3 separate regions of the Homo sapiens genome follow, and all the other regions are linked to region 1. A link is a loop called in an ENCODE intact Hi-C map of the cell type or tissue named here. Cell type or tissue: IMR-90. All regions are shown on one strand. Region 1 has its middle 210 kb from the start of CDH5. Region 2 has its middle 340 kb from the start of CDH5. Region 3 has its middle 100 kb from the start of CDH5.

Region 1 (8,000 bases):
CTGCCCAGGAGGATTTGAAAACTGCCCTTCCTGGAGGCAGCCCTGGTGAAAATTCCCCTCTGCTTGCTCTCAGCCAAATCCACTAGCAGCCTCCCTGTGCAGGGCCACCTGGGTGAAATCATAGAGAAGGGACCGTGCACTGAATAACCACCCCCTCAGTAATCTCTGGATCCCTTTACTAGAGAGAAAGAAGACTGGAAACCCAGGCACCGTTGAACGAGCTAATGTTTTGACTCACACTCACTTATATTAAGGTATAAGTGACAGATGTAAAGTTATTCAACCCTGCACTGAAAAACCCACTGCTTTGGTGGAGATGAACAGCAAGATGAAAATGCCTAAAAGCCGAGAGAGAGAACTGAAAGGGGTAAAAAGGGACACTGAAGAAGAACATTGGTGTAGGGAGGGGTAGGATGGGCACTAAGTCAAACTTCCTTTGGGAGGTGATGTGGGTGCTTTGAAGTCAGACTGCCTGGATTCAAAACCTGCTGCTGCCATTTGGCAGCTGTGTGATCTTCAGGGTAAAAGTTGGATCGTTCTGAGGCCAAGAGAGTGCAGTTGGCTCTGTTCGTGAGATATTCAAATACCTGTGCAGGACCAGAAGTGGGGCTGTCTCCCCCCATCCGAATGCCTTCTCCTGTGACCCCTAAAACTCATTAGCATCAATACCAGGAGTTATGTTTTCTTTGTTTTCCTGCAGGGGTATCATCGAGTAGAGCCCAGTTAAACATTTACTGAGTTCTTCCTATGCTAGGGCTCTGTACTAGGTATTGTACGTAGGGAAGAAAAGGGTGCCATTGGTGGAACTCTTCAGAGACTGCAGGGAGAGCTCTGGGTTAGAAAACACAGGGCATGCAGTCTGGGAAGGTCATTTCCCCTCCTTGGGATTCAGATCCATATGTAATAGGGAGAAACCAATATCATCTCCTTCATCGCATACTGGGGGACTAACCAAAAGGGCAGGGGTGAAAGGGCGTGTGTAAAGGCCATCTGCAAACAATGAGGCTTTAATTATGATTGAACCATTGGTGTCCACTGAAGGTCATCTTTGATAGTGTTCCCTGTCCCCGTCAAAGCTCACTGGGGTTTCCACAGGATGACTTGATGGGAGACGTTTGACCAAACTTGGCTTGTCTTGGGGGACTGAGCAGCTCTCCAGCACAATTCCTTGGAAGAGAGGGGCCTGTTGCTATTGTCCATCAATGGATTCTCCACCTAGAGCCAGCCCTCTACATTCCCATTCTGCGGAACTGTATCCTGCCTGAAGAATTGCTAACCATCTGGCCCACGCAGCCACATGCCAGAGGATTATCTTCAGTGTGCGAACAGCAGAGATTCAGAGGCTGGGAGGAAGCATTTTAATCTCGACGAGGGAGGCGGTGCAAATGGTTAGATACCAGAAGACCTCAGTGCGTCCCTTGAGAATCTGGAAAGTATTCTTATTTTAAAAATATCACTGACTTTTGCGATTTCTGAGCCCAGATGCCCCTGTTGAGCTTCCTGATTATTTCTTCCTTGAGGGGTTTTTTTTTTTTTTTTTATCATTATGGTCTTAACTTCAAAGATGACCTGATTAGCTGCCAACCACAAGCTTCCTGGCAGAGTGGGGAGCTTTCCCCCTTCTAGCCTGGAGCTTTCAAGGTGGCTGGGGCAGGGCATTCTATGTGCCATACATCCATGTGCATATATACACACATACCTATATGTGACTTTCCTCTCTGGGAAGATGGGAAGGCCTCAAGCTTGGCTTAAGAGTGCAAACCGGCCAGGTGTGCTGGCTCACGGCTGTAATCCCAGCACTTTGGGAGGCTGAGCGGGGTGGATTACCTGAGGTCAGGAGTTCGAGACCAGTCTGGCCAACATGGTAAAACTCTGTCTCTACTAAAAATAAAAAATTATCTGGGTGTGGTGGCACACGCCTATAATCCCAGCTACTTGGGAGGCTGAGGCAGGGGAATTGCTTGAACCCAGGAGATGGAGATTGCAATGAGCTGAAATGGTGCTACTGCACTCCAGCCTGGGCAACAGAGTCAGACTCTATCTCAAGAAAAAAAAAAAAAAGAGTGCAAACCACATGAGCCAGTTACTTTCATGCAAAGGTATTAATGAGGGTCTACCTAGAGCAAGCATGGTGCTTGTTAATGGGGGGAACAAAGTCATTGCTAGTAGATGATGACCAAAGAGTGATGGGGAAAGAGGTAAATACATGGTTGATGACATAAGAATGCCAAAGAAATGTCCCCAAGCCTGCTTGGTGTGTGGCTGGAGGAGAGGCATTGGAGCAGATCCTTAAAACGGGTTGGAGGCTGTAGGTGTGGAAAGGGCACACGGACATTTCAGCAGGGGGTGCAGAGTGGATGAAGAGAGGCCTGATCTTGGTGAGAAGTTCTGGTGTGTACCGAAGAGGCCAGTGGTAAAGGAGTTTGTGTGTGAGGCTGGGGAAGGGGTAGAGGCCAGACTGGGAGGGCCTGAAACACCAAGGAGGAAGCTGATGCTGTCAAGCCTGCATTTTGGAAAGACCTACTGTTTGAACACCTCTTGTGAGGGGAAGCTCAGTACCTCTGGGACAGCCCGTTCTACCTTCATCTGTGACCAACACAAAGTTCTTCCTGTGAGCAAGCCAGTGCCTATTCTTGGCCTTGGAGATGCCTGCAGGATAAACCTATGCCATACTTGGCCCTTCCATCCCTGTTTTAGACTTAACAGAATTCTGAGCGTTTGTTTTTTTTAGATCAGCACTATAATTTCTTTTTACAGTGACCATTGTAATAGTTAGGCATGTGCACAGAACTTCTGGAACTTTCTATCAATGACCTAGGTTGGCCTACTATAGGCAACATCATCCAAATTCATCTTCACAGTTTGCCTAGGGGCAAAGAGCTTGGGGTTTGGTGTTCGACAGTCCTGATTTTGAATCCTATCTCAGCTATTTTGTAGCTTCCTGGCACTGAACAAGTGACTTTCTTAGAGTCCAGCTTCCTCAGCCTGCCACAGGGGGTTACTGTGAAAGCCAATAACACAAATAACACATACAAATCACTCTGCTCTGGTTAAGGGGTCTCTCTCTTCCCAGGCAGTTGAGAGGGAGTTTTGGAAGATTCTTGGGCAGTGCTGTCATTGAGAAGATTCCAGAGCCCCTGACCTCTTTTCAATCCTCTTACTCCCCTCAAACCTGTTTATGTGTTTTCTGATGAAAACAGGCTGCTTGCGAAAGTCTTGCTCCTGTTTCTGTCAGCGTATTCATTTAAGGCCTGCACTTTTGATTCAGTTTCTGGTGGTTCAGGATTTTGAGCTATGCATTTTGTGGGTTTGGTATGCATGCGAAATATGTATTTTGAAGGCTGCTTTGGTCTGTTTTTAGACAATTCAAATATTTGGATAGTGCATTCCTGTCTTGCCTCTCTTGCCTGTGTTTGGGGGGCCCTGGGATTTGCTCTCCCTGAGCTGTTGACTCTGGTTGTCTCAGCCCTGAATGCCTCCCAGGGTCAGCCTTGCTGGCCACAGGCCTGATTGGGAATCTAGAGCCACCCAATGTTAGAGAAAGGAGACTCCTTAAGGATCACCCAGTTCACACCCCTCCTGTCATAGATGGAGAGATGATGGCCCAGGGACCGGGGTGGGGGTGGGGCTTGTCTAAAGTCACAGGGCAAATGGGAAGCAGAGTGGGTGACACACCCCTCTGCTGGCACCATGCAGGGCGCTGGGGGTACAGGTACTGTTCCTCCCACTGCACTCACCCTCAGGCCTGCACATCTTTCTGTAGGTCCACAACCCCATCACTTATTAATACCCAGGCTGCCTGACCTGCAAATACCCAGAAACTCAAAGCCAGTCAAACAGACCATTGTTTTCTGAACTCCAGTCCTTCTGCCTGGGTTCTGGCTGAGGGGAGCGTTGTGCTATGGTAATGCTCAGGAACCCTGCAAGGAAGGTGGTGAATTCCAGCTGCTCCCTCTCTCCTCTTGGCAGAACATGCATGTCTGGGACAGAGGAGGGAGCAAGAGAAGGATAAAGGGGCCCGTGGGCCAAAGCTTTTACTGGTGTCTAGGGTGATCCCCAAACAAGTTTCTTGTGGGGTGTGCTCTTTAAAACACTTTTAAAAATTTTGATGTTTTAGAGACATGGTCTCACTCTGTTGCCCAAGCTGGAGTGATCATAGTTCACTGAAACCTCAAACTCCTGGGCTCAAGCAATCCTCCTGCTTATCCCGGCTTCCTAAGTAACTGGGACTACAGGTACACACCACCACACCCAAATAATTTTTAAATATTTTTTACTGATGGAGTCTTGCTATGTTGCCCAGGCTGGCCTCAAACTCCTGGCCTCAAGCGATCCTCCTGCCTAGACTTCCCAAAGTATTGGGATTGCACGCATGAGCCACCATGCTGGACCCCGTGGGGTGTTCTAATTGGTGGGTTTGGGGCAAGCAAGCATGATTTCCGTGGGGTCATCCCTGTGCCATGCCATCTGCAAAGTTCACGCAGGGTGTGGGGGTCAGTGTGGCGAGGCAAGGAGGTTGTGTTTAGCTATCTTATAGGGAGGTGGTCACCAGGAGGTGGATGTATAGGGCAGGTATCTGGATCCACCCCTTTGAGGAACTGGGAGGAGGCAGAGAACTGGAAACTGTGTCCTGGGTGAATGAACCCTGCTTCTGGTCTGAGAAAGTTAAGCCTTTATAATGCTACAGCAACATAAAATAAGAATTCATTCCAACTCTGGTGGCTTTGCTTCTCCCGGCCTTGGCTGCCTGGGCCACCTACTAACCAACAGGGCACACAGGGAGGGTCCCCTTTCCCTTGCTCTGGAGCTTCCTGTGGGGTCCAGCTAGCCTCTGCTTGCGGTCCCACCCTTGCCGGGCCCCTTCCCTTCCCTGCCCTGTCCTTCTCTCACCGCTCCCTCCCAAGAGCGTTTCCTCACTGCCTCAGTGCATCCAAATCCTGCCCTGCGCTCTGCTTCCAGGGAATCTGCCCTAGGTCACTTTCCCTTCTGCCCTTTTTCCTTTTTCTTCCTCATTTTCTTTCTTGCCAGAAAATCAGCTGAATCAGGAGAGTTTAAATCAGGGGAGTGGCCAGCAGCACTAGATGCAGAAGGCAGAAACAAAATCAAAACGAAAGCGTGTTTATTGGCTTTGGCCTTTAGAAAGTTTATTGGTAACTCCTAACAGTCTAATTGAATATCAAGGAACAGTTAAACTTCACCTTTCTCCTTTACTGCTGGGCATGTAAATCTTAAGGAAACAATCTTTAATGGTGGGAAAATGCCGGGCAAGTCAATTCCTTTGTCTTAGCCTTAGTTTTTCCACCTGCAAATTAAGGCTTTTGAGCTAGACGATCTATCCAAAATTCTGTGATTATACAAATGTATTCTTGCATAACCTTATGCAAGTGAGAACATTCCTGTTTACCAAGCTTTCAGTTTGTGGCCTAGCACAGTGCTGAGCAGGGTGGGGTGAAGTATCCATTTCCCCTCTCACAGCCACCTTGTGAGACAGGAAGTGTGTTACTTGTAATTGCTGCTTCACTCATGTGTCAGTATGCCAAGGCCTCCCAGGTTTATGTCTCCAGCCTGGATCTTGTCCCTTGAACCAGTTGGGATTGGTCTGTTTCTTCCAACCATAAAATCCCTGACCATGAGAGCATTAAATAACCACAGTGGGGTTAAAACCAGCATGGGAACTCTAGTAGACATTGTAGAATATGCTTCAAGATTATCCCCAACAAGGGATGAGGGAACTGGGGTGTTTATCCACCAAGTCTTGTCCATTATTGGTAGAGAGCTGCTTCTGGGAGGTACCAACTCCCTGGCACTTCTGGTCTGCCCATGTGAGCTGAGCATGGTCCAGTGACCAGAAAAGGCCCTCAGGCAGAGTTGCACGTGCTATAGTGGAAGCTGTAGGGTCTGCATGCTCAGGAGTGGTAAGGACTGAGGGAATATGGGCATGGGTGTGATGCTGGCAATGGCTAGAAGGTCTGAGGGCTGAACCCTTTGACATGGGCAAATTAGAAGGGACAGTTTTGCTTGTGGTGCAGGTGGTTCAGATGGTGCAGAAGCATATTAACAGCTGCATAGCAGGTTGTTAGAATGGGGAAGAGAAGGATCAGAACTGGAGTGAGAATGACTCCACAGTGACGAGAAGACAGGAGCAGGGAGAGGAGGGGAGCGTGGGGTCAAGAGAGAGTGTCCTCAGTTTAAGATGGGGGACTCAGGAGCAGGCACAATTGGGGGTGAGGGAGTTTTGGAGGAGGAAGGACAGGAAGCCATGAAGCCTCAAAGACAGAGGAGAAGTCTATGGAGCATGGGGTGGGATGGGGGCAAGTATGGTGCAAACATACGTGGAGTGGCTGGTTTATGGTCAAGACAGGGAAGAAGGGAAAGGTGGGACCAGTCGATGGTAGACATTTTTAGGGGCATACAGTTGACATCAAGATGAAGGAGTGAAGAAACAGGGTAGGAGGGCCATTGCCATCATGGCCCCATTTCTGTGGTCACTGGTGAATCATGAAAACCCAGACCCAGAAGACCCACATGGTACCAAAAACTTGGGTTGGGGTGGCAAATTTCTTTGCAAATTCTGGGACAAATAAAAACGTCCCCTTTCTAGCTAATTGCATGTTTATGGATCTAATTACCAAATTACAATGATGAAAGAGAGAATTCTTCAGACTTCAGGAAGTAACTTAGAGTGATAAATATCTACTCCTTTTCTCTCCTTACGTCTTAACTAAAAAAAAAAAAATAGCAAGACAAGTTGCTTGTATCACGTAATGTTCTTCATTTGCTGCTCCGCTATGGTTTTCAAAAATGGCATGCTGAACAAGTGTATTAATTCGAGTTTGAAGTCCTTTTGTACTAAAATATTGAGTACAGGAACATATAAAATTACACATTTTTGTTGTCTGTGACATAAGTTATATACCCAGACTGTCCAACATGACAGGAGACAATTTCATTTTCCTGACAAGAAATAAAGATGCCTAAACAGCCTGATAGTTAACATTATGAGTTGCAGTTAGACACTGGAACACTAAATTTGGAGCATGATAATAACTTTTCCAAGTGCCCAACTTATCTCCCATGCCTGCCAGCACGTGTACTTCTACATAGTTTATGGTTTTAATATGATTCTGCAGGTTTGTCCAAATCGTATTACAATGAATTCCCTTTCAAAGAAGATCCAGCTGAGTAATGAAGAACAATGTTTGCATTAAACTTAACGATGGATTTCTTGGGCTGAAATGAAACACTTGGATCTCTTGCATTTTGTTAGGTAGGGATAGAGAAGCTAATCAATTTGGTCATGTAAAACAGTTTATGACCTTTCGAACTCTGTACTTAACCACTGGAAGAAATGGAAATTTTCTATACTTTATTTTGGAAGAATAGAGTACCAATGGCATCAAAGATTTTATTCCAGAGATAGGAAGAGCATTCCATACACAATCACACACATGACCATCTCCTCTGTAATTGATGAGGTTATTCATTGCACACATGCACCTGGATTCCCAAAGAGCTCTTGGAGATTCTGCACAGTTTATTTAGGATGTGAAATCCCAGGATGATAACTGGGGGCCAGGAGGTGGGAAAACCCAGATGTGAGGTGGCATTGGTCAGGTGGAAACGATCTAGCAGCCAAGAGAATGGGCTTCCTGTCCCGGCCCTGACATAATGCCTGCGTGGACTTAGGCAGTTTCCTCCTTTGAAAAAATGGGAAATCAGAGGGTTAGAAAGTGCATATCCCCAAGGTTCCTCCCGACTCAGATATGCTAGGATTTTACAACGCTAGATCTGATTTCTGCTGCTTCTTGGATTCTTCAGAAAGTGGGAGGGGGGCTTTTAATGAAAAATCCAATCACACACTTTAGCGAGGCTCACAGATGAGGCAAGGGGAGTCAAGGGGCAGAAGAAAATAGGAGCCCTTCTAGGTTTTTTATTGTACTTGGGAGTTTCAGTTGGAAAGGGGCCTTTTCTTTTAAAAGCAAATTATTTGTAATGGGAAA
Region 2 (8,000 bases), 130 kb after region 1:
CAGAGTGGCAAATCAATGACTTAAAAGACTGATCCATTATGAATACTGAATAGTACCATATCTTTACTCCCTTCTCATATAATAGTATTATACATCCGTACCCCCTTGCCATATGACTTTGCAATATCTATAGGAAAGGTAGTGTACTTATCTCAGTCTCATTTCTCATTGACTTTGGACATGACCATGAAGCTTGTTTTAGCCAAGAAAATGCTAGTAGGTGTGGCAAAAGCAGGTTTTGTTTCTTTCTTTTTTTTTTTTTGGAAACAGGGTCTCACTCTGTCACCCAGGCTGGAGTGCAGTGGCACCGTCATGGCTCACTGCAGCCTTGACCTCCCAGGTTCAAATGATCTTCCCACCTTAGCCTCCCAAGTAGCTGGGACTACAGGTGTGAGCCACCACACCTGGTTAATTTTTGTATTGTTTTGTAGAGATGGTGTCTTGCTATGTTGCTTAGGCTGGTCTTGAACTCCTGGGCTCAAGAGATCCTCCCACGTTGGCCTCCCAAAGTGCTGGAATTACAGGATGAGCCACTGTGTCTGGCTTAATTGTATTTGTGGAGTTTTGCTCAGACTCTTGCAATTCTGCTATTTGCTATGAGAAGACAATGCCCGTATTTGCTGCTGGTCTTGGAGAGAGACATGGAGCACACCCAAACCTGCCCCACTTCCCCAAAGCCAGAACGGTAAATCTACAGACTTAAAAGCAATAAATGATGTTGCACCACTGAGAGTTTGGACTTGTTACATGGCAGTATTGGAGAAAAACATCTGCCTGTCATAGGCATCATCTGGGAGCTAGGGCTGTGTCATCTTTGTTTCTGGCTGTCTCAGATCTTAGGCATGTAGTAGAAATGCCAGAAACAATTTGCTGAATGGAAACAGGGACAGGGAGGGAGGGACTCTGGTGGACTTACTGTGTTTGGTTGACACTCTGCTCTCAGTCTGGGTCAGACTCCCACATTCAATCCATCACCAAGCCCAGTGGAATCTGCTGCCAAGATATAGCCCAGATTTGTGTGTGCAATCTCACAGTTGTAAGGTATTGAATCAAATTGTTATGCCACTCTACAAACAAAGTAAAAACACTTCTGTCCAGTCCATGGATCCTGAATGTGCCCTTCCTCTAAGCCCCTGACATTGGTTAAAACGTGAATGGGAGGATCCAGGAAGGCAGAATAGCAGTCAGCCTAATGGCATATCCTGTTCCTTGGAGAGCTCCTTTGGTCTGTTGAAATAGTTCAGATCTGACCAACAGAGCACTAGACTGAGAACTCAGGGTTTTGAGTTTGCATCCTGCTGCTAGTTTGACTTACTCTGTGACACTGAGTAGATCACTTTCTCCCCCAGTCCTTAGTTTTCCCATCTGCATAGTGGCTTTATCACTTACAAGCTGAGAAGGTAAGAATCTGAGAACAATTCACTAAACCTGTCCAAGTGTTAGTATCCTCATCTATAAAATGAAATACTGGCCAGGTGTGGTGGCTGACACCTGTAATCCCAGCACTTTGGGAGGCTGAGGCGGGTGGATCACTTGAGGCAAGGAGTTCAAGACCAGCCTGGTCAACATGATGAAACCCTGTCCCTACTAAAAATATGAAAATTAGCTGGGCGTGGTAGTATGTGCCTGGAGTCCCAGCTACCCGGGAGGCTAAGGCAGGAGAATCGCTTGAACCTGGCAGGGGGAGGTTGCGGTGAGACGAGTTCACACCACTGCACTCCAGCCTGGGCAACAAAAGCAAAACTCTCTCTCTCAAAAAAAAAAAAAAAAAAAAAAAAAAAAAAAAAAAAAAAAAAAAGAAATACTGCTGCTCATCTCTCCAGGTTAAACAAGGATGGAATAAAATGACAAATGCAGCCAATAGTTCGCTGCCTGGATGCACAGTCCAGTGGATGCTGCTGATAGTTTTTTGTTGTTGTTGTTTATTTCTGAGGCAGGGTCTCCTCTGTCATCCAGGCTGGAGTATGGTGGCATAATCATAGCACACTGCAGTGCCCAACTCCTGGGCTCAAGCCATCCTCTCATCTCAGCCTTTTGGCTAGCTGGGACCACAGGCATGCATCACCAAACCTGGCTAATTAAAACATTTTTTTTTTGTAGAGATGAGGTCTCACTATGTTATCCAGGTTGGTCTTGAACTGCTACCTCAAGCAGTCCTCTTGCCTCAGTCTTCTAAAGTGCTGGGGTTACAGGTGTGAGCCACTGCCCGCTACTGATAATTACTAACAACAATAGTAGATGGAAAATGACCGATTTCAAAGCAATGCCATAGATTAGCATGACCGTCTCCAGTGAAATAAACTTGCTTATAACTATCTTGAAGAAAAACAGAATAATTGATTCACATAACTTGAAACGTCAGGGGTTGAGCCAGGGCCTCATATACATTGTGATCTCTCTCACTTTCCTTCTCTATTTCCCTCTGCTTTCACCCCCAGTCCCTTCTTGCCTTTGCCTGGAGGATGCCCTTCATACCTTTATAGAATGTGATTGGCATGAACCCAAACCGAAATAGGACAGCTTTCCTTCCAAGCAATGATTCTGATTGGCTGCCCTTGGACCCATCACTGTTGCTGGAGGATGAAGAGCCACATGTGGCTGTGGCTGGATGTGAGCCTTGCACTGTAGCAAGCGTGTGTGGGGTGTGCTGTCCCCAACATTCTCTCCAGAACCCAGCAGCATGAGGGAGGTGTGGCTCTCTAAAGGAGACAGGCTGGGCTGCCCCTGAATGCTCTGCCTGACCTGCCTGGGACAGTGTGCAAAATCCTCAAGCCACTTGGTTCGTGGTAGATTTCATTTGGCAATTCAAGGTGGGGGGATATGCCCATAGACCTCTTTGCTGTAGGATGACTAGTATAGACTGTCAGGGGGATAGGAGGACCAGGTGGATTCAGCAGCAGTGATGTCTTAGATGATGAAAGGATTACACAGCAATTTGCATAAAAGCAGAATTGTCTGACATACACATGTGCAGAAAGCAGAGGCTGGATATTGTATAACATAATAAGCCAACTTGTGTTTACATGGCTGGGGAAGGCCTCATGCTTCTTTGTTTTTTATTGTGGTTGTTTTGTTTTGTTTTGTTTTAAGACAGAATGTCACTCTGTCGCATAGGCTAGAGTGCATTGGCATGATCTTGGCTCACTGCAACCTCTGCCTCCTGGGCTCAAGGGATTCTCCTGCCTCAGACTCCTGAGTAGCTGGGATTACAGGTGGCACACACCACCACACCTGGCTAATTCTTTTGTATTTTTAGTGGAGACAGGGTTTCACCATGTTGGCCAGGCTGGTCTTGAACCCCTGACCTCAGGTGATCCAGCTGCCTCAGCCTCTCAAAGTGCTGGAATTACAGGTGTGAACCACCATGCCCGGCCAGGGCTCATGCTTCTAAATGGAAACGGGTCAGCCAGCAGCGCATCCCTTGTCCCTGCTCTGTCTCCCATTGCCTTTCCCTATGAATCCTCTAGGTGGGGCCTCATCTCTGCCCCTTTAGACCTGGCTCTTCTTTTCTGGCATGCCACCTCTCTCTGCCTCCCTCCTGTCCATGTCCTATGGAGCTGCAGGCACAGCTGTTACTGCGTTCCCCTGTTTACAAGCCTCTGCGGATTCTTATTACCCATCAGAATAAAGTCTCAGAAACTTCATTATTTTCATATAAAATCCTTACTTTGCCCTCTTCTCCAGACCAGAATAAGCACATGTTGGAATATGATTCACCTGGATTTGAGTCTTGCTGCTTCTTTCATATGATTTTGAATTGGACATTCATCCTCTCTGGAGCTCAGTTTCTTGTAAAGTGCAGTTAAAATCTTTCTCTTCTCTCCCTCCTCCGTCTCTTTCCTCCTGCTCTCTTTTCATTCTCTTCCACTCTATCTCCCCCACTTTCCCTCTCTCTGCCATCTCCCTTATCTTCATTCCTTTCATTCTCCCCTCTCTTCTACTTTCTGTCACTTTCTCCACTTCTCTTTCTCCATTTCTCTCTCTCTCCTCCCTTCCTCTCTCCCTCCCCTGCACATATACTCTACAGTGATGTCTTGAGAATCAGGTGATAGCACAAATCAGAGCACCCAGAGAAGCAGAGGTGTAGATGGGAAACTCAGCATGTGCCTGTTGCCTAGTGTTCTCTGTTGCCTTGTACCTTTGTTGTGTAAAACAACATTTGTCTGGACTTAGCCCTAGGTGCCTGGTACAGAGCTTGTAAAACTCTTGGATTCCTTCCTTCCTTCCTTCCTTCTTTCCTTCCTTCCTTCCTTCCTTCCTTCCTTCCTTCCTTCCTTCCTTCCTTCCTTCCTTCTTTCTTTCTTTCTTTCTTTCTTTCTTTCTTTCTTTCTTTCTTTCTTTCTTTCTTTCTTTCTTTCTTTCTTTCTTTCTTTCTTTTTTGAGACAGAGTCTTGCCTGTCGGCAGACTGGAGTGCAGTGGTGCAATCTCAGCTCACTGCAACCTCTGCCTCCCAGGTTCAAGTGATTCCCCTGCCTCAGCCTCCTGAGTAGCTGGGACTACAGGCACATACCACCATGCCTGGCTAATTTTTTTGTATTTTTTAGTAGAGACAGGGTTTCACCATGTTGGCCAGGATGGTCTCAATATCCTGACCTCGTGATGGACCTGCCTCAGCCTACCAAAGTGCTGGGATTATAGGCATGAGCCACCGTGCCTGGCCAACTCTTGGATTTCTTTAGTGATAGGAGTATCTTTGTTACGCAGGATCCCCTTGGATCACACATGAGTTTATGCTGAGATGAGATGACTTGGGCTGGAGGCTGGTCACCAGGAAGACCAATCAGGTGGTTAGATTGGAGCTTGGAGCCAGCCTTACTTCCAGTAAGGTGAGGGAGGCTGGAGATTGAGTTATCAATCATGTCTATGTAATGAAACCCCAATAAAAACTGTAGACACTGAAGCTCAGTGGAGCTTCCTTGTTGGTGAATACACTGATGGGCCAGAGAGTGACAGGCCCTGATTCTACAGGGAGAAGGCACGGATGGATGGATGGATGGATGGATGGAGGGATGGATGGAGGGACGGATGGAGGGATGGATGGAGGTATGGATAGGTGGATGGATGGATGGATAGGTGGATGGATGGATGGATGGATTGGTGAATAGATGCATGGATGGATGGAGGGATGGATGGATAGGTGGATGGATAGGTGGATAGATGGATGGATAGGTGGATGGATGGATGGATAGGTGGATGGATGGATGGATGGATTGGTGAATAGATGCATGGATGGATGGATGGATGGATGGGTGAACAGATGAGTGAATGGATGGATGGATGGATGGATAGGTGGGCAGATAGATGGATGAGTGGGCAGATGGACAGGGAGAGGGCACGAAAGCTCTATATTCAAGACCTTCCTGGGTCTCACCTTGTTGTTTGGCTGGTCCTGATTTGTATCCTTTATAATAAAATTGTAGTAATAAGTATAGTGCTTTCCTGAGTTCTGTGAGCTATTTTAGTGAATTATCAAATCTGAAGGGAATACTAGGAGCCTTCACATTTGTAGCCAGTTGGTCAGAAGGGCAGGTGATGTGGGACCCCACTTGAGCTGGTGTCTGAGGTAAAGACAGTCTTGTGGAGGACTGAGCCCTTAGCTTCTGGGGTCTGCACTATGGGTGGTTAGTACCAGAACTGAATCACACTTCACGATTTTAGGGTGAAATAGAATAATCTTCCACTAGACTGCCCAGCTCTGGGCTCTACTCTTGTGACATCCCTTTCTGTCTGGATTGTTCCTCTGCTCCTTATTTGACCAGAAACTCTTATTCACCCTGCAAAACTCAGCCCAGATGCCCAGCTCTTAGAGGTTTTCCTTCTCAACTTCTTATTACGGAAAATTTCAAACATATGCAATTAGGGAGAATAATACAACCAACTCTCATACACTCATTGCCAGCTTCAACAAGCACCAACTTCCTGTTGTTCTTGTTTCATAATTTACCACCCCTACCCCCGAACTTTCAGAGACTCCTCATGGTCTCTGTAATGAGAACCAAGGTGCCTTCTGGGGTCAAGGAAGTGAAGACTAGGCCAAGGTCATCCTTCAGGGAGTGTGGCAGACCTGGGGTTTAGCTGCCTTGCATCAGTGACTTGTATGCAGAGGAAAATGAAATGAGAAATGCACTTACATAAAATCTGAATTGGCATGACAAGCAGATTTACAGAGAGAACTGCGTGTCGTTTGAAATAATAAGACCAGCATTGTTTAGAAGGCAGCAGATGGGAAAGAGCACACATCTTGTCAGCCAGAACTCGGGTTTATCTAACAGCCCTGTGTTAGTTCAGTTCACCAAATATGTCTCCATGGGTGAGGGGATAGGGTGGGCTTCACACCTACTCTGGAGGCTGGATATTAGCAAACAAGTGGTCATGAGCAGGGGAGTGAGGAAGGGTTGGGAGGAAGGGTGGGAAGGAAGGGGCTTCCAGGGGTTGCTGACATATCATCTCTCCTCTTAAAGATTTTTACTCTACCCTTTCTCTCTTCCTCCATCCCTTCCTCCCTCGGCTGCCTGTGGAGCTCTAGCCATGCCAAAGCCTGGGCTGGGAGGTGGTGATGGTGGTGGTTGTGATGATCATCATGATAAAGATGATAAGAATATGTAATAACAAGCACTTACATTGGCTTTAGCGCGTGGCAGGCACAGTTCCAAATGTTTCACATGTGCTCACTCATTTCATCTTACAAAAAACCTATCAAGGTCAATCGTTACATTATCTAACTTCCAGAGAAGAGACTGAGAAAGAGATGAAGTCACTTGCCCAGAGTAGCAGAGCTACTAGACATGCAGAGAGGAATAAGGCACATGGCTGCCAGCTTGCATGGGCTCCCACAGGCCAAATTTAGATCAATTTTTGAGTGTCAAACAGAACAATACTGTATTCATGAGTCTATGGTTGGTAATAGACTAGGGGAGAGAGAAAGAGAAAGAGAAAAAGGGAGAGAGAGAAGGGATGGGGGAGGAGAGGAACTCTTCTTTACAGAAAAATGCCAACTAATCAATGTAGACAGAATGAGAAAATTATCATTTTTCAACCTCCAGTGCAATAATATCTTCAAGCAAGGAGCATAAAGGATGCTGAAACTGTCAGGTGAAAGGTGCTGGGGAACAGTATATCCTTATGGTTTCAAAGCATCACCCCGCATGTTAACTAGAAATTACAAGGAAAAAAATGGACCTTTACCAGTGGTGAGACCTGACATTCACCATCTTAACTAAATGATCAAATGTAGCATCACCAAAAGTCAGGACATCTGACATTATGAGCTTTCTTCTATGATACAGTAATAAGTTGAAGACATCATCTACATGGTTTTCTCACTAAAAATGTTGCTCTGAATCTAATCACAAGGAAACAAGTAGACAGATTCCCATGTGGGACATTCCATGAGACAACTGGCTCGGACTCTTCGAAAAAACAAAAAAAGCCACTGCCACAAGAAATAAAAAGGGTATAGATGTGTGTGTCGTGTGTGTAGGTTTATGTGTGTGTATATGTATGATGTGTGTAGGTATGTGCATGTGTATATATGTGTTTGTGTATATGTAGGTGTATATATGTGTGTATATGTGTGTATGTATGTGTGTATATGCATGTATGTATGTATAGGTATGTGGGTATATGCATATGTTTGTGTATACATGTATGTGGGCATATGCATGTGTATGCATGTAGGTATGAGTGTACATGTATGTATGTGTATATATATGTATGTGTGTGTTTTTCAAGGAAGAGCTCTTACACTTTAAGATGTATACAATTTCCCTGGAGATCTTGTTAAAATGCAAACTCTGGTTCAGAAGGTCAGGGGGTGGACTGGGGTTGTGCCTTTCTAACAATATCGAAGCTGATACTGCTGCTGCTGTTGTGACGACCACAGTTTGAGTACAGGGGTCTGGACTAAGAGAGGTTGGAGAGCATCACCACCAGATTCAATGCATGGACTTTCATTGGTCTTAGACTCAAATAAAACTATGAAGGACACTGCTGGAGCAAT
Region 3 (8,000 bases), 110 kb before region 1:
CGGCCTCCCAGCGAACCCGGACCCTGCGCTGCGCTCCCGGTTCGGCGCTGCCACCCCCAGCCCAGCCCTGGCGGCCCGCTCACAGGCCCCGCGGGGAGCACCCGGTCTCCTGCCGAGCGTGGGGACCCAGCTGAGATCCGCTGCCCCTCTGGCCTCAGTTTGCGCTTCTGCAAAGTGGCACCGCCTGCCGCCCGCGTGGCAGCTCCTCAGCTCGAGGCCTTCAGGTTTCTCTTCTCAGTCACTGGGCCCTGAACTCGGTGCCGCACTCAGCCAGATCCCGGCTGAGATCCCTCTGATCTCAGCACCAGAGAAGGCTGCTTTCCTCCCTCCCTCCTTCATTTTCTCCCCTTCCTCTCCCTCCATTTTTCCTTTCTTCCACCCTCTCCTTTCTCTCTTCGTTTCCCTCTCCTCTGCTTCTCCCTCCCTCCCTCCCGTCCTCCCTTCCTTCTTTTCTTCCTTTCTCCCTCCCTCCCTCCTTCCTGGGGCCTTACCTCCCCCCTCCCTCTCTCTCTCCCTCCCCTCCCTCCTCGTCTCTCTTCTTCCCTCCCTCCCTCCTTCCTGCTTTCCGTTCTTCCTGGGGCTCTCCCTCCCCCTGCTTCCCTGTCTCCCTCCCTTCCTCTTCTCTCCCTCCCTCCCTGTCTCCCCTCCCTCCCTCTCTCTAACTGCTGGTTCAGCAGAGGACTCTTGGTTTGATTCCGGGTCTCCCCTCCGCAGAGGGGACCTGCTTTCCTGTGCAGTGCAGGGTCTATCCTGCTGCCCCCAGCCCCCTCCCTCCCTCCCTCCCTCCCTCCAGGCATCTTTGACTTGATTGTTGGAACCCTGAACTCACCTTGGGCCGCAGGCCGCAAGTTGGACAAACTTGTTCTAGTGTGCTGTCAACAATGAGAGGGTCATTTCCAACTGGAGGGTGACAGATCACACAGAAATTCGGGCCTCCCCGTAACCCGAGTCCTGAGCAGGGAGTACCCTCTGGAAATACCAGCTAACACCATGTCTCCATGAAACTGACCAAGGAGTGAAAATCATTTCTTTCTGAAAGGGACGCTACACATTCATCCTTTTAAAGGCAGGGATAAAATATGGAAAGGGTCTAAAAGTGCTGCATCTCTCTGCCTCCTTGACCCCAGCCTCCCAGTTCCTCTTCCTGCAGGCAGCAATTGGTACAAGCTTCCTACATAGCTTTCCAGATACTCTGTGCAGAGAAAAACGTGTCAGGCCATATGTCTCCTTTAGAAAATATAGCACCGTAGACAGGCTGCTCTATACCTTGCTTTTGACTTAAAATATATTTTAAAAATGTATCTTAGAGACTGTTCAATATCACAATATGAGGTTGATCTATCTCTAGCTGAGTGGTGAAGAGGATGTCTCTGGGAGCACTACCTGAGCTTGAACTTGGGTCCTTCTCTTCCTGGCTGGTGACCCTGAGCAAATTACCTAACCCTTCTGTGCTTCTGTTTCCTCATTAAAAATATTAATACTATGTATTTCTTGAGGTCATTGTGAGCATTCAAGGACATAAACATTCTGCACAGGGCCTGGCACATGGCACATGCTCAATAAATGTTGGTTATTAGGATCCCACCTTGTTTACTTTATTTTTTCTTTTTGTTTTGAGACGGAGTCTCGCTCTTGTTGCCCAGGCTGGAGTGCAGTGGTGTGATCTCGGCTCACTGCAACCTCCGCCTCCCCAGCTGAAGTGATTCTCCTGCCTCAGCCTCCCAAGTAGCTGGGATTACAGACACCCACCACCATGCCCGGCTAATTTTTGTATTTTTAGTAGAGACGGGGTTTCACCATATTGGTCAGGTTGGCCTCGAACTCCTCACCTTAGGTGATCTGCCTGCCTCAGCCTCCCAAGGTGCTGGGATTACAGGCATGAGCCACCATGCTCTGCCATTTACTTTAATTTTTAAAAATCATGATTTAAACAGGAAATACTGTGCCCTGTAGTGACAGTTGCAAATGTAAGCTTTGGAGACCATCCTGTATGCTGGCTTCACCACTTGCCAGCTGTGTGTCTTTGAACAAGTCGTTTTTCAACCTCTCTGGGCCTCTGCCTAACCCATCTATAAAATAGGGATCATGAGTCTAATCACTTGTAAGGTTGTTGGCAGGTCAGATGAGGTAATAGATACAAAGACACTTGGAGCAGTGCCTGGCATGTGAGGAAGATGACGGCAGTATTAGAAATAACAGCAGTTAAATCCTCCAAGCACTCACCACGGGCCGGATACGGGAAGCATATGACTTTGCTCGGGCCTCCAGTACCTGTTCCATCTTTCTTGCAACCTTATCAAGCTCTCCCATGTACCTGGGACTGTTCAATATGTTCTATGCCTCTCTATGAAAGGGGCTACTGTATTATCTCCATTTTAGAGAAAAAGAAACTGAGGCTGAGAGATGTTGAGTAACTTGCATAAGGTCACACGTGCTCATAGAAGTCCAATGTATTATGTGTCTGATTCCAGACCTGGAGATTATGTTTTTTGCCCTCGCTGGGGCTTACGAGAGGGCCTACTCCTGCACTCTCTCCTTCCCCTGTCCCATTCCCTGTCCTCCTTTCCCCGCTTCCCTCTTCCTCATGCACCCTTCCTTCTCTGCTCTTCCTCATCTCTTCCCCCTCCTCCTTCCCTCCTTTTCCTTTTGTTCTCTTCTCCCTCTCCTCTTCTGCTGCGTTGCTCTCTTCTAACTCTCATTCCTTCTGTCCCCTCTCCCCTTGGCCAGAGTCCAGACTCAAGGGCTGATATCTTGTTGCCTTCGGGGGGACCCAGGCAGAAATACAAGAGCAGCTGCCCTTCCCCTCAAAGGACTGACCTACCCCAGGCCCTGCCAGACCAGCCCAGCAGGCAGTGTGTGTGTGTGTGTGTGTGTTTGTGGGTCAACCCGCATATATGTCAGCTTGTGTGAGACTTGTGTGTCTACGATTGTGCCCAGTTTCTCCATGGGTATGAATGGTTGTGTGTGTGGTTGTGTGTGTGTGGGGGGGGGGTAACAGGTCACGAGGTCCTGACCTGCCTCAGCCAGGGCCCCACCTGTGCACAGTGGGAGCGACTTTCAGCATCTGTGCCCCACCCTGACCACCCCAGATGGGGCTGACCGGCCGGGTCCTGGCCACCCAGTTGTCTGGAGCCTGAGGAAACTGGGCTCAGTCTCAGGCCTCAGGCTGGAATCACCCAGACCTGCATTTCCCACTGGTCCAGTTGCTTCTTGAAGATTTCTGAGCTCGTTGGGCTTATCCAGAAGTGGGCTGGTAACATCTGCTCAACAGGACCCTTGCAGGGGTCCTAGGAGAGAAGGTGTGTAGGAAGGTATGTGGCTTGTGGTTTCTGCCTGGCCACCTTACGAGGATCCAGATGCAGGGAAGAAACCACAGCCCTGTGGTCTCAGAGGTCTCTGCCTGTTCAGACCCACGGTCCATGCCTGGCTGCAACGTGGACACATACGCTCCCCCACAGTCCAGGAAAACCCGGTCCCTAAGCTGGGCGAGTTCTTCCTGTGGGGATCAGAGCCAGTGAGCATGCCTGGACAGCATGTGGGATGGGGTGTGAGTGCTCAGGGTCAGCCCCGCAGAGCCCCGAACGAATAGCCCGATCTTTCTGGAGCGTTTCCTGATGGGGTTTGCGAGGAACGTCTGCTGGGAGGTGAGTGGGGGTCCTGGGAGCCTGCTGGCCCCGAGGCTGAGCTGTCACTGCTGGGCTCTCCAGTGGTGGCCGCCAGGGCAGTTCCTGGCCGGCCCACTGCATGCACATCTGGATGCAATTGTCTGCAGCTGCTGGGGCGAGGCGTAGGCTGCGGTCGGGGCTGGATGCTACACTTGGAGGGACCTCACGGGGTGGGGGTGGGGTCTGATTGCTCAGAGACTGAGCCGCCTACTCAGAACAGGGAAGGAAGACCAAGGAGAAACAAAAGAAAGGAAGATGGATGGGGCGGTGGTGATGGGGGCCAGGAATGTCTTTTTGTTCTGAAGAACATTCTGGCTTTTCCCAACAAATCACAAAATCCAAACGGGGAAGCTGTTTTAACTCCAGTCACACCCATGTCTAAATCAAGCAAACATACCACACACACATGTTTTTGTTTCTAAACTCATCAAAGGAACTTCAGGCCTGTACAGGGTCCTAAAAATACATACTGAAAACTGCTCGTATTCCAGCCTCTCCTGTGCTTTTTTTTTTTTTCACGACTGAAAAATTTCCGGCAATTTTTGACATCCCTTGCTCTGACCTCAAGCAGCAACAGGCTTTATCTGATAGTGTCAGTGTTCAAATTCATTGAAGGCTGGTGGGGGGTCCAGCAGGGGAGAGGACAGGGGGTCTGTGGGGTGAAATGGATTGTTCTCTGGTCACAGAGGATGGCAGAACCATCCAATTCCACCCCTTCTTTTTTTTTTTTTTTTTTTTTGAGATGGTGTCTCCCTCTGTCATTCAGGCTGGCGTGCAGTGGTGGGATCTTGGCTCACTGCAAACTCCGCCTCCTGGGTTCAAGTGATTTTCCTGCCTAGCCTCCCGAGTAGCTGGGATTACAGACACCTGCAACCACACCCGGCTATTTTTTGTATTTTTAGTAGAGACGGGGTTTGACCATGTTGTCCAGGCTAGTCTCAAATTGTGACCTCAAGTGATCCACCGGCCTCGGCCGCCCTAAGTGCTGGGATTATAGGTGTGAGACACTGCACCCGGCCCCACCTCATCTTATAGCTGGAGAAAATTAGCCCAGATAGGACTGGTGACCTGCCTCAAGATACTCAGCCAAGATTCACCCCGAAGTGACCCAGTGCAGTGGGCTCTGGGCTCAGCTGTGTCCAGTAGTTTGTGTTACAACCTCTACAACTTACTTCCACATCAGAAACATGTCTGATTTGTGATGGAGGAACTCGGAGGCATTACAGTGGGACGTACCCTGTGCGGCTGGCAGAGAGCAGGCCTGGCTCAGCACTCCAGGACAGGGCCTCGCAACTTCCTTTCCTGCTATGTGTTGTTGGGGATAACTCACCTGGCCCCTCAGCTCCCCATTTGGAAGTAATAATAGTAGTAATGATATTAACATTTGTCATTGAATGAGCACTTACTATGTGCACTTCTCCCATTTCATCCCAGCTGACCTCACAACCCTTTCAGGTGGGTACAGCTATATTAGCTTGACTCTGCAGACGAAGCAACTGAGGCTCAGGCAGTTTAAGTGGCTTGTCTAAGACAGGGAGGCTGTGGTTGAACCCAGGCTTCTACCCTTCTCACTGAGTGCTATGCCCCCTGCCCCACAGGCTTGAGGTGAAGGCTCATGGAGACCTTTGATGGACAAGATGAAAAGGCCTGTGCTCCCCGTTCGAACAGTGGGGCCTGGTAGTGATTGGGGCGCAGATGACCTGGGGTAGACCCCACAGGCTTGAGGGGAAGGCTCATGGAGTCCTTGGATGGACAAGATGAAAAGGCCTGTGCTCCCTCTTCCAACAACCAGTGGGGCCTGGTAGTGACAGGGGCACAGATGACCCTGGGTAGAAATTCCCTCTCTTTGTGCTTCCTCCATAAGCCCTCCCTTCTCCCCTGGAGTCCCATGGCCTCTGCAGCTGGCCTGGCCCCTCGTGCTTTCCGGAGCCCATCAGCATTCCAGAGCCTTGCAGTGTGGATACTTTAGCGCCCAGTCAGGAAGCAGTGAGGCCCACGGGCAGTCTTATCCCGTGTTCTGCCATCCCCTACCATGGCCTGGACCGCCAACCGCTCATGTCTCTGCCAAGGCAGAATTAGGATGCGTAGCTCCTGCAGAGAGGGCGGATTTAACCAAGGCTCCCGCTGGCTGTCCTGCCCGGGCCCTTCCAAGTGGCTGACAGGAGGTCGAGGAGAGGGAACCCATGGCCGGTGTCCACGACATTCCGGACAACAAGGACATCGTCTCTGGGCTGGCTGCTTGCTCCCCCATACTGGGAGTAGCTGGAGGCTGGCAGGCACCATGCTGTCCTCCAGGCTGGCTCAGAGTGAGCACTTCATAAATGTCACTGACTGAGTGAGCGGGGAAGGTGGGGGGACTTCAGGAACACTCTTCCCTGGACAGGGAGCTTGGTGGGAGCTGTGAGGATTGCTCTGTGCCCACTAATGGGGACTGCTTCCTGCTGGTGACAGCTGGCATTTTTGTGGTTTATTATACTAGGTTTTTGGAAAATTTTCCCCTCCCTGGACTGGACATTTATCTATTATAGATAAGATAAGGGGAATCAAGTTAGAGAAGGTTACATGACAGTAATTGGAGGGGGCTCAGCCCCTCTATGGAGCAGCTGGGTGATTTCTGCAGTATATTTTGTTCTGTGGCACTTGATGAACAGCAATTGGAGTGATTTGCAGGTTTGCTTTCTGTGTGGCAGGGTAGAGTGGCCCATGGGGTGGGATTCTGGGCTTTGGTTGTGGTGAGGTGACACTTGTGGGTGGAATGCTGGGGCTGGTGAGGGTGGGACCCCTCTGCCCAGAGAATCCCAGGCCACTGGCTTCTCCCCTAGCACCTGTTGATGCCCAGCTCCAGAGTGCTGGGCAGGGCTGGGCTGGGCATGTGGCATTGGCAGTGAAATTGGGCTGGGCTGCGTTTTGGCTCCAGGTTCCTTACTCTGTTTATAATGGGAAGCATAGAGGTGGGGCCATCCCACCTCTGTTCTAGGACTGCAGACTCTCCCGTCCCACTCCCTTATAATACTGCCCCTGGTCTCTTCCTCTCTGGTATGGCAGGGAAGCCGGGCAGTCTGGCCTGGTTCCACAAGGTGTCATGTCAGGAATCTGGGGACATCATGGACTTAGGACAGGCATGAGAAAGAGGCCTGGGGCTTAAGAGTTTAGTACCAGAGGCTAAAGAAGTCTGGAGCCCCTTGAAGGAAATCCCAGCTCAATAGACACGGGGTTTTTATCTGTTTCTCCTTTAATGAGATGCTCATTCACAAGGCAAATGTTTGCGCCAGAGGCATTGAAGCAAGAAACTAGGGGCATACAGGATATTCAGGTTTGCCCTTCCAGATCATTCTCCATGCCACTGTGTGCCGGGAGCTGCAGGCCATTGTCTGCGACACCTGGGTTCTCATCCTCTGGTCTCTGTGTCAGTTTCATGGGTGGGGGGTGGCAGCAGGAGGTTTCTTCCCTGCCCCTTCATGCTGAACTGTGGGTTAACAGTGCCTCCTGAGATAGCTCCAGCTCCCTCCAAGGTCCTATTCCCCCCCATCTCTGGAGGCTGAGGGGTGGAAACTGCTTTTGGCCTTTGGAGATCTACCTCCCCTTGTGGGTTTGCTTTAAGCCTTCTGTAAACACTCTTCAGTGGGTTGAATAGTGACCTCCAGAAAGTATGCCAACATTCTAAGCCCCAGAACCTGTGAATGTGACCTTATTTAGCCAGAGAATCTTTGCATTTGTAATTAAGTTTAGAGATCTGAAGATGAGATCATCCTGGATTATCTAGGCGGGCCCTAAGTTATAAGACAAATGTCCGTGTAAGAGACAGATGAGAAGACACAGAGACACAGGGGAGGCCACCATGTGGAGACAGAGGCAGAGATTGGAGGGAGGCAGCCACGAGCCACAGAACGCCTGGAGCCGCCTGAAGCTGGAAGAGGCGAGGAGGGATTCTCCCCTGGAGGCTTCCTGGCTGGCGATCAGGGTCCTGCCCCACACATGGATTTCAGACATTTGGCCTCTAGAACTGTGAGCTCATACATTTCTGTTGTTTTAAGCCACTAAGTGTGTGGTGATTTTTTATGACATCTCCAGAAACAGATACAGACAGGTCCCTCCATTGAACTCTCCCCAGTCACCCTATCCAGGTGTGCCAGGAGCCAGGCTGATGGGGAAGGGTGCCATCCAGAGTACATTTAAGGGCTGGGGAGTGCCCAGCACCATGTGTTCAAGTCCCCAGGAGAGGGCCTTGAGCACAGGCCCAGGGATTTTGTGGTGAAAACAGCAACCATAACAGCTGAGGCAGGTGCTAGGAGGCTGTGCCCTCATCCCCTAGGCCCACCTGATGCTACCTGCAGT

The links. Peaks named below come from ENCODE experiments on the same cell type or tissue, not always from the same donor. Only the 100,000 strongest peaks of a DNase experiment are listed, where the experiment ranks them.
Region 2: it touches region 1 in a loop (2.9-fold over the local background); 2 of 110 quality-filtered maps call a loop at or near these places.
Region 3: it touches region 1 in a loop (4-fold over the local background); 3 of 110 quality-filtered maps call a loop at or near these places.

Annotation. Positions count from the first base shown.
Region 1 is chr16:66,148,355-66,156,354 of GRCh38, reverse strand. No RefSeq gene overlaps it. Among named protein-coding and RNA genes, the nearest start is that of CDH5, 210 kb to the left of the region's middle. In IMR-90, no CTCF peak of the experiment used is centred here; a DNase peak (open chromatin) is centred at 3,244; H3K27ac peaks cover 3,580 bases.
Region 2 is chr16:66,021,894-66,029,893 of GRCh38, reverse strand. No RefSeq gene overlaps it. Among named protein-coding and RNA genes, the nearest start is that of CDH5, 340 kb to the left of the region's middle. In IMR-90, a CTCF peak has its summit at 3,467; DNase peaks (open chromatin) are centred at 883 and 1,173; H3K27ac peaks cover 693 bases.
Region 3 is chr16:66,262,579-66,270,578 of GRCh38, reverse strand. No RefSeq gene overlaps it. Among named protein-coding and RNA genes, the nearest start is that of CDH5, 100 kb to the left of the region's middle. In IMR-90, no CTCF peak of the experiment used is centred here; DNase peaks (open chromatin) are centred at 2,148 and 3,798; H3K27ac peaks cover 3,381 bases.